Regions from separate parts of the Homo sapiens genome. Here region 1 is linked to region 2. Evidence: read pairs that join two places in POLR2A ChIA-PET (ENCODE). Cell type or tissue: PC-9. All regions are shown on one strand. Links, peaks and the distances in the headings refer to the core of each region. The heading gives the core; the rest is flanking DNA.

Region 1 (5,384 bases), core at 86-5,085, 740 kb before region 2:
TCCCTGCCAAACCTCCACCTTTCCTCTGTCATCTTCATCTCTGATTCCCCAGAGGACCCGTCTCTGACTACCAGACCTCAGCGCTCCCTGGGAAAGGCCCCCAGGGAGGATTTGTCCCTGACTCCTCCTAAACATCCCAAACCAGCTAGACAGAAGGAGCACATTTTAGTAAAGTATTGGGTGTTTTTATAATAAAGCATACGGGGGAAAAAATGTATTCTTTCAGGCGGCCGATAACAAGAAGTAGCTGAGGTGCCTTCACCCTATGAGGGCACAGGGAGAAGGTAGCAGTCTGCGACCTGGAGGAGCACCCTCACCAGGACACGACTTTGCTGGCACCCTGATCTCAGACGTCCAGCTTCCAGACTATGAGAAATAAATGTTTGTAGCTTATAAGTCAAATAAAAAAGAAAGAGACAGAAAGAAAGAAAAGAGAAAGCAAGAGAGCAAGAAAGGAAGAAGGAAAGAAAGAAGGAAAGAAAGAAAAATAAAGGAAGGAAGGAAGGAAAGAAAGAAAGAAAGAAAGAGAGAGAGAGAGAAAGTAGTTGAGTGAGCCTGTGGATCCCTGTAGCTTAATTGGGACTGAATCATAAGACAGGGCAAAACTCTGGGGATGTGTTGCAAAAACATTGACTCTGGGTGCCAGCCTCAGCCCTGTGCCTGTGAGACCTTAGGCAAACTGTGGTTAGTTAATTCCGTTAATTAACCCCCTGAGCCACTGATTCCTTATCCTAAAAACAGGGAAATGCCTACCTCACCCAATCTTCTATTAGGCAAATTAATGAACTAACATAGGGAAATTACTGGCACACGGTGAACACTCAGAAAATATTAGATTCTTTTCCTTTGAAGGAGGCATTGAGGATGGCAAAGAGGCTGCTACTCAGATTCAGGGACCGGCAAAACGAGGACAAATATTGATGGAGTTCCCACCAACTGCGGGAGCCCAGTGTCTGCTGGCTGGTGCAGACAAGCACACAGGCGATTGGAGACAGGGTGATATGGACCATCTGGAGCTTGTGAGCTCATATGTGGGGCACCTACTCTTGGGAGTAGAGGGAAGGGAGGGTTCCAGGAGGGGTCCCTGTAAGCCAGGTTAGAGGATTAGTAGGAATTAACTGGGAAAAGTGTATGAAACAGCATTCTGGACAAAGGGAACAGTTAATATGAAGACTTGGAAGCCAGAAATCCTTGTGAATAGTGGACTGCTGGTAATAAAAATAATAAAAACACCAGCTGTGGACCTACTATGTACTAAGCACTCTGCTAAATGTTTTATATACATTGTTGCCTTAATTTTCACAACAACTCTTTGAGCGATGTATTATTAATCACACTGTTTCACAGAGGAGGAAACTAAGATCCAGAAGCATAAAGGAATCTTTGTAAGATCATGGAGCTTGCAGAAGATGGGGAAGGGCTTTGATCAAGACTCCTTGATCAAAGAGTCATTGCCAGCTCTTGCTCCTAACCACTGTACAGAGCTGTCATCAGTAACTGGTTGTGCCTGAGGAAGTACTTCCTGTAGATGTTGGGGTGGCCACTCCTCTAGGCAAGCCTGTTAAATCAATGGTTAGGTAAACAGAACAGATCCATGAAGCCAGTCTAACTCTGCCCTTACACCCTACCTGGCCACCATGTAGATGCCCATTGGGCCAGTGCAAAACCACTCCCATGATTGACCAAAGAACTACTCACAGGGATGCAGTCCAATAAAGGTGTGTTGTGGGGGGCCTGCCTCCCATGGATGCTAGGCACACAGACTGCCATGTGAATCCTGCCCTCCAGGGTTGTGAGGAGTGGCAGTCTTGTGCCATTTGGATGATCTGGTATGTTGGCATTTGTTGAGAAAGTGAGTTACTGACTAGGTCTTGGAGCTCATTTGTTTTTCAGATTAATGAAGAAAACATCTTTCTTGCATTAGAGTTTGGCCCAATTTGAAACATAGTAATGGCGTTAGGTGATTTGGGAAGGAGGGGTGGATACTGGAGGAGACAGATAGTTGTCATAATTTAAGCAAAAATATTTTCCAGTCTTCAAGTGAGAAGTACATTTGACACATAGAAAACGATTGGTGCTTGTGGAGTTCTATCTATGTTGATACTTTTCTCTGTTAAATTTCCTGCCATTATCTTAAAAAGTAAAGACCCATTATGAACACATGAAAAGATGCTGAACATCACTAGCCATCAGGAAAATGCAAATCAAAATCACAAGGAGATACTACTTTGCACTCAGTAGCATGGTGAGTACAAAAAGGCAGGTCAAAAAGATGGGTAATAGCAAATATTGATCAAGATGTGGAGAAATTAGAACCCTCATACATTGCTGATGGGAATGGGAAATGGTGCAACAGTTTTGGAAAACAGCCTAGTAAATCCTCAAAAGGTTAAACCCAGAGCTACTGCATGACTCAGCAGTTCTACTTCCAGGTATTGCACCCAAGATAAATAAGAACACATGTCCACAAAAACAAACACAAACACAAACAAAAAAACACCCTTGTACATGAAGATTCATAGCAGCATTATTCATCACAGCCAAAATATGGAAACAACCCAAATGTTCATGACTGGTAGATGGATAAACAAAGTGGGGTGTATCCCTGCAATGGAATATTATTTTGCAATAAAAGGAAATAAAATAGTGATAAATCTTGAAAATATTATGCTAAATTTAAAAAATTTGTTACAAAGAATTATGTATTACATGATTCCATTTATACAAAATATCTAGAATAAGCAAATCTGTGCAGATAAAAGGTAGATTGGTGGTTGCCTGGGGCTGTGTGTGGGCTGGGGAGAAATGGGGAGTGACTGCCAATGAGTATGGGGTTTCTTTCTGGCGTGATGAAAGCATTTTAATATTGAATGCGATGTTCATACAACTCTGTTAATACACTAAAACCATTGAATTGTACACTTTCAATGAGTGAATTGTATGGTATGTGAATTACATCAATGAAGTTGTTTAAAATAACAGCTATTATGAGCTATAACCCCCACACATGGGCTTATCAACACACTTTCCTCTCTATTCCATAGTCATTCTCATTATAGCTCCTTGGGGCCAGCAGAAAAGGAGAGTTGTGTTTACTAGATAAGGAAACCAGGCACAGTGGGACTGTGGCAGTTCCCCAAGCTCCATCGTTTTGCAGAAGGTTCATCTGGCACCCTGATCTTCTGGCAACTAGTTCCAGACATATTTGACAGACCTGATTTTCAAGCTATGCTCTATAGAACCTCTTCAAGGAAGGCTCTTGGGTGGGGGGCTGTGGGATGGCGTGGGCATGGACAGGTACAGTTGCTGATCAGGCCAAGCTCTGGCCTCCTACTTAACTTGAATCAAAGCACTTCTGGTTTTAAATCAACGCATTGAGCTCGTGCATATGCTTTCTTTGGAAAAAGGGTTACCCAGCCAAAATTCACTGCCCTTAGATGTATGATTCTTAGATTGAAAAGATAATGAGATAACACTTCCCTCAGCCTCAGCATCCAAAGTGCTGATGTGTCTTCAGAAACAATGTCCACATTTCAAACAAAAAGATGATAACTTGGGCTGCCAAGGTCTTATTGCTTTCATGTTGATTCTTTGCTGAGGAATGCATTCACAAGGTGTCTATTTACAGCACTAATTGACAACAAATAAGTGATAAATATTGTTCTTGGCCAAAATATATTCTGTTGCTAGAAAACAACACAGTGTGTTTATGAAATTACCAGAAAACACTGTCACCAAACAGTAATATTGTATAAGAAGTCCTTGTCCCCAGAAATGTTCCTATTCTCACCCCAGATTGTTTTTAGAAGCAGAAGTTGTTTCTCAACAAAATCTAGTTCTGTTCTCAATTTGTCTTAATAAGGAATGACATAAGTTTACCAGACTAAGGAGTCCATTTTTCATTCCCTGGGTTTAATCTGTGCAGACAGAAAGCTGTAAATATCATAAGTAGTTGTAGCTGGCTGGCTGGCCTTGAAGGGGCCCATTTGTTAAGGACCATGGTTCGTTGATTTCATGTGTGTCTTCCAAGGGCCAAGAGGCTGTTTGCCCATCATCACTATGCGGTCTGGGGAACAAAAGCCGGGGGCCCAGAAGCCTGTGTTGAAGGATGACGTGACCTTTGACCACCACTAGAAAGGCCTGGAGGGAAAGAGGCAAAGTCAGGCTCCAGTAAGGTTTAATGACAGATCTTGTTAGGGTTAAAAAAACAGCTCAGGCATCCAGCTGGGGCTTCATCTGGGGAGGTACTCAAAGGGCCTTCAGTGACAGCCACCCAGGCACCATGCATAACTGCACCAGGTCTGCTAAGCTGTCATTCTGAGCCTGCTCTGCTGAGGTCTGCCACTCCGCATCAGTCTGAGTCAATAGGAAGATTCATTCTTTTTTTTTTTTTAAATTTCCTGTTGCCACCAGCATATGTCATTTGTCCTGATGCTATGGTGAGGTTTTGATTGCGGAAAGGCACTAATGTTGGTTTTTCTTTTATGAGAAATAATCATCAAGAGAGTGATACAGCATGCCTTTGGCATCTCTAGATTTAGCACTGTGGTTCTCACTGATCAGGAGCCTCCCTGGAGGCTCATGCTTGGTGGTAATTTGGCATTTTACTGAGGCACGGATTGTAGCAGCCCGGGACCTGGCACCTGCTCCCTGCAGCAGCACCAGGCTCTTGATTTTCTCTGTGTCTAGTAGCTCTGGAGGAATGAGGATGGTGTTGTGGAAAACGAACATAAAGGGAGGAGGAAGCACCAGTAAAAGCTGAAATGTGATGAGGTGGTATGAGGATGTGTACAGGAAATGCATGATGCTACAGGAAGTGTGATGTGAGAGAAAGCCTATGCAAACATGCCCTCTTTCCAGTATTTGAGGATTCTTGAAGGTTTGGACATATTATTCTCAAATGTCAAGAGTCTGCTATAAAAAGGAATGTGATACATAAAAAACTTCTTATTTGGAAACTATTATAGATTCATAAACACTTGTAAGAAATAATACAGAGAAATCTTGTGTGTCCTGTACCCAGTTTCTCCCAATGGTAACATTTTAAAAATGATAATATAATCCTACATCCAGAATATTGACATTGATAGAGTTAAGATATGTAACATTTTCATCACCAGAAGGATTCCTCCTTTTTTTTTTTTTTTTTTGTTTGTTTGAGACAGAGTCTTGCTCTGTCACCCAGGCGGAGTGCAATGGTGTGATCTTGGCTCATTGCAACCTCTGCCTCCCAGGTTCAAGCAATTCTCCTGCCTTAGCCTCCTGAGTAGCTGGGATTACTACGCCTGGCTAATTTTTGTATTTTTAGTAGAGACAGGGTTTCACCATGTTAGGCTAGTCTCGAACTCCTGACCTCAGGTGATCCACCTGCCTCAGCCTCCCAA
Region 2 (5,384 bases), core at 148-5,147:
TATAGAGTTGTGTACCTTTATAGTAGGCTGTAACATCTAGGTTTGTGTAAGTACACTCTATGATGTTCACACATCAATGAAATCACCTAATGATGCATTTCTCAGAACATATCTCCTTCATTAAGTGATGTGTGAATGTACTTCCTATGCTAACAAACTTATTGTACACATCATTTTTAATGTCTAAGTTTTATAAGCTATGCCACACTTAACTCTCCTTGGCTGAATATTTAGGTTGTTTGTGACTTTTAATTATATAAATAACTGCAATGACCATCTTTATACACTGAACTTGTTTCTATATTAAGAACTATTTCCCCAGGAATAGGAGAAATTTTAAGACCCACTACATATTGTCAAATTGTTTGATGGATAAACCTTGATCAAAAAAAAAAAAAAGAGTGTAAATAAAATTTCAGGGCTGGGCCAGGCACAGTGGCGCATTCCTGTAATCCCAGCACTTTGGGAGGCTGAGGCAGGCAAATCACTCGAGACCTGGAGTTCGAGACCAAGCTGCCCAACATGGCGAAACCCCGTCTCTACTAAAAATATGAAAATTAGTCAACTAGGTGCCTGTAGTCCCAGCTACTCAGGAGGCTGAGGTACAAGAATCACTTGAACTCAGGAGGCAGAGGTTGCAGTGAGCCAAGATAGCACCAATGCACTCAAGCTGGGGAGAAGGAGAAAGACCCTATCTCAAAACATAAATAAATAGAAATAAATAAATAAATAAGTGCAGGGCCACACTCAGTTGGGCTGAAGGAGAACAAGTATGCTCACATCACTACATAGAATAAGACGTTTCGACATGATAAGGCCGACAATGGGGAGCCATTGCAGGTCCTTGCAAAAGGTAACAGGACATTTGGGGAGATTTTTCAGCTAGTGCTAGACCCACTGTGAACTGGAAGAAGCCAGAGGTTGGAGGCCAGAGACTAGCAAGAAAGTTGTTATAGTTATCTTTGGTATAAGACAATGAGGGTCTGGATTAAGATGAGGCAGCAGGAATAGTGCAAGGACATCTGAGGCACAGAAATATATGGTACATGACCAATTAGCAGTACTGGTATATACAAATTTATTATCAGCAGATTTATTAAGTAAGATTCTCTACAGCTTGGCTCTGGTAGACAGGGAGTCTTTCGATTGGTTTATCATCCATCCATTCATCCCTTCAACAAAAAGGAGGACCAGAAATACACTTCTCCTTAACATTTCATCACCCCAAAAGCTAACTAGGAATATCTTCCAATTATCTCCAGCATAACCTGTTTGTTGTTTTAATGACTTAGAGTGAAACAGCGGTCTAAAAACCCTGAAATCCCACCAAATTACCACTATATCAGGAAATCATCACACAGAAATAACACAATATGAGACCATTTACAAAATTGTCCAGAGTAAGCCTATTGTCTGCATGAATCTGAGATCAGCTTGCTTTTTTATAGGCATAATAGCCATTTGTACTGGAGATTTGAGAATTCTGGATTTGAAGGAACACAACAAAAGAAACTAGTCCTTGAACAAAAAGAGAGAGATTAGAATACTGTTATTGGATTGTTTTTCACTGAAACCTATACTACATGAAATTCTAATTTCATTCATATGCAATCATTATGCTGAAACACAAAAAAGAGAAGGGACAGTTGAAGAGTCACTAATGACAGCTCAGAGGACACTTCTGAGTTTCAAGGCTTAATGTATGACTTGAGGATGAAGACAAAGCCAACAGCATTTTTCCTGAAATGCACACTGAGTTCACAGATGTTACATAATCACTTTTCAATTGGTGAAATAATCTCTTCAAAATGCTTGTCTGCTCAAGTTTTAGAACTGCAATATGTCAGCCAAACATATACCAAGTGAAACCTCATTTTAGAAGATAAACATAAGTCCTTCTTGAGGTGTTTCATGACTGGGATATTGCACTCTTTCATTTGAAGCTTTGGAGAATACAGAATTGGCCTGAATAAATGCCTTTTAAATTTATCTAATAAAAATGTCAAAGCACTGACAGCCAGAATACTCTCCATTTACCCATGTAAAAATAATGGGGGGAAAAGACAAATTAAAAGCAATGAATTCAAATCAAAGATAATCAGAATAGACCTTAGCTACAAAATGTTTCATCCCCCTTCCTGGAAGACCTAACCTCCAAACAGAGTCCCAGAGATGACTCAATTAAAACATATTTATAAAAACAAAGAGTCCTTCTTTCCTCAAAAATGCATTCTGAAGTTTAAAGCCAGCCTCAGATTTCTTCTACACCATTCCTAAACCTTGGTCAATGGAAAAATCATTCCATAATTTTTAAGTTTCAAAATATCTTCCATTACCTTAATTATGTATACATTTCATAGATTACCTCAAACTTCGTTCCCAAGAGGAAAGCATGAATTCAATACAATAGGTAGCAGTGTCTAAGCTAAATTCACAAGAATCACTAAACATTTCTACAGCTAGTTCAAAATGTAAATATTTGGTTCCTGAAGAATCTCTATTATTGCCTGAAGACTAATCTTGTCTAATAAACTTCTTCAAATAAAGCAAAACTATGTTGGGAGGGAACTTTACTTGGTACATACCGCCTTCCAAATGTTAAAAAAAAAAAAAAGCAGTAGTTTCTCTCCACATCTGCCCAACTATTGAGGCAGAGGGATGTATGGTTCAAAAGTTTAACAGGGTATTTTTATTCCCAGCCACACCAAAAAATAACATCCTTTAGTGCTGTTTCAGAAATTTAGAAGCACCATTCAAATACATCAAGTTATTTGCTAAAGAACATATTCTAAAGCCCTGGAATTGAACCTCAAAGTCCATCCTAAAACACAGACCAAAGATTGGGGGTTTTCCAAGCAAAATCAACATATGATTTAAATCTCACTAAGACTAGTTCTTATACTTTAACAAGGAAAAAATATTTTTGGTATTTTTACATGGCCAAGAGCTTCCAGAAATAGCAGCTCTGGGTACCTGTCATCTGATGAGTTTGCAGCAGCCTGATAGCGAACCTCCAGGGAAAAACATGCAAAAGTGAAAAGGGTTTCTAAAAGTAGGTGAAGGGTCAGCAATGTAAGTTCTAGCAAACACCTTGCTTTCTGGTCACACGCGCAGCTAAAAAATCAGGAGTTCAAGTTTGAAGCCATTCATCCTAGATTCAGAATCTACCAGGACCCAATCCGAGAAACTTCTGACTTTCTTTCTAAATGGAAGGTGTGTTTTGACAGGAGAAAGAATAATCCATGCTTCCCAAAAGGCAATGCACAGTGAGACAGCGAGGGCTGGAGACCTCAGAACAGTAGATGCCTCCCCATGGCAAAAACACTGGGCAGGGCCTCAGCCACCACCTGCAGTTGGGTCCCTCTGCCTTCTCCTGACTGCTTCATTTCCTCCTTAACCACCCCTAAGGCTGTGTGTTTCTTTCGTTATTACATCTCCTCCCTTACAAAACTTAGTCAAATTCAGCACTTCCCAGAACTTGGGATACACAGATGTTCACAGGTGCTCCTCCTCCAAATGGTTCCATGATCCAATACTTTTAGGAAACTCTGAGTTAAGGCAGGTTTAAAATGTTTCCTTTGCTGAAGGATTTCTCCAAGCCATCAATATGCTAATGTGTGTTGAGAAAGGCTCATTTTCTAAATTCTCTGGACATGGATCCCTTTTGTGGTGTCATACTTATTAATACCTCACTAAAGAGTTTTAGTGAGTGAAACCCTTTTTGAGTTCAGCAAGAGTCTAACTGGAGGCTACTTGACACTGATCCCAAACTTGGAATATTAAACAACACCTTTAATAAGGCCACACTTTTTCCCCTGCCTCCAATTCAACTTCTCATGGTCCTAAACTGTGGGGGGATGTCTATTGCCCCTTCCCTCCAATCTGATTCCCTATGATGCATGTTTGAACTAATAATCAGAGGCAGAGAAATGTTAAAAGCCTTAAAATTGATCCCAAGGTCCTTTGCACAGCCCCTTTGGCCGTAAGACTTAGGGATCGGACTTACTGGCAAGCAGTATTCCGAGTGTGCCAAGAGTATCCCACACCTCCTTAGACAAATGTATAAGGCACAAATAGCTGGAATTGGTGCACTAAAGGAGATAATGGACATAATAGCATTAGCTGTAATAAAATATAAGAGATTATTATTATTTGCACATCATCAAGTCAGCCCCTTTTATATATCACCATGCACAATTAAGCACTTAATAAATATTTTTTAGTATTGTAATAATAAAACTGAGTAAACCCAATCCATGCAATTTCAGTTTGCAATTAAGTTTCTGAAACACAGAGATATGGAATGACATATGGCCAAAGTGGGGAGAGATGAGAGCAAAAGAAGGGCGTTGAAGTGAGTAATGAAGTAAATGAGCCTATGACCCAGCAAGACTGGTTTGATAAGTTGAGATTTACCCCCACAGGACCCAGAGATGATATCATGGGAATCTATATAAGACCAGCGATGAGGTTATGTGGCTGACAATCCCCAAACCCATCTGAAAAGCACGGGTGCTCATTATTGAGCCAATGTTCCACATATGCAAAGACATAATATTCTAGATAAGCCAGAAATGTGAACATTGATGGGAAAAGGGGGACAATGTAAGAGGAAAGAACAGGAAGGAGATAAAACAGCAGAGATAATCTCCAACTGAGTACCCACCAGAATTTCTGCTCTCTGAAAAGACAAAGGCATTTGCACTGAGTGTAGCTTCTGTGAATCCCATTGCATCATATAAAAGGTATCCCAGGCTCTACTGGCTCAAGAAGAGGCAACCAAGCATCATCAATCCCAAAGCACCAGCTGATTTTGCCAACTCCCAGTCCATCTGTAGACCCCACTGAAAGGACATAAGAAACTGGGACCCAGAAGACAAGAAGTGGCTCAGACTATCCCAGGGAAGAGAGCTTGGGAGGCAGGTGCTTAAGTCTAATCCTCACTCCCCACCCCAACTCCCCAACCAATTTTAATTCAAGGTAGGAATTAAGGTTAACATTTCCTAGATAAGGTAATGACCTTTTGTAAGATGCAATCTTCTAAGAGAGGTAATCAATACAAAAAAGCAGGGGCCAAGGGGACCAGACCTAGCCCTGCTGCTAACTGGCTCTGGGAATTTAAAGATATTTCTGCTCTCAGTCCTTCAATGATCACATCTGTAAGACAGGAGGAGCAAAAGAGATTATGAAAGTGAAGGTGCCTTGAAAGTGTAATGCACCATGGCATGTGAAAGGCCTGTCCTACATGAGCTATGCAGGGCCTTTCTAATGGGCCTTACTTTTGATTGGCTGCAGCCACCATCAAGTAACTTAATGGAACCCATTTCCCTCTTTGGTCCCCCAGAAATGCCAAAACCAACCTGGATTTAATCAAGAGACCTAAG

Evidence for each region. ChIA-PET counts read pairs that join two places held together with the same protein. Peaks named below come from ENCODE experiments on the same cell type or tissue, not always from the same donor. Only the 100,000 strongest peaks of a DNase experiment are listed, where the experiment ranks them.
Region 1: POLR2A ChIA-PET joins it to region 2 with 9 read pairs; 2 of 35 experiments call an interaction of 5 or more read pairs at or near these places.

The regions. Positions count from the first base shown.
Region 1 is chr2:38,213,221-38,218,604 of GRCh38, reverse strand. All of the region lies in intron 1 of LOC102723739 (a long non-coding RNA gene), which reads left to right. Among named protein-coding and RNA genes, the nearest start is that of CYP1B1-AS1, 85 kb to the right of the region's middle. In PC-9, for the core only: no CTCF peak of the experiment used is centred there; a DNase peak (open chromatin) is centred at 2,474; H3K27ac peaks cover 1,841 bases.
Region 2 is chr2:37,474,298-37,479,681 of GRCh38, reverse strand. LOC124905991 (a long non-coding RNA gene) reads right to left here. Exons shown (of 3, transcript XR_007086288.1): 3 at 743-5,384. Among named protein-coding and RNA genes, the nearest start is that of LINC03063, 85 kb to the left of the region's middle. In PC-9, for the core only: no CTCF peak of the experiment used is centred there; no DNase peak of the experiment used is centred there.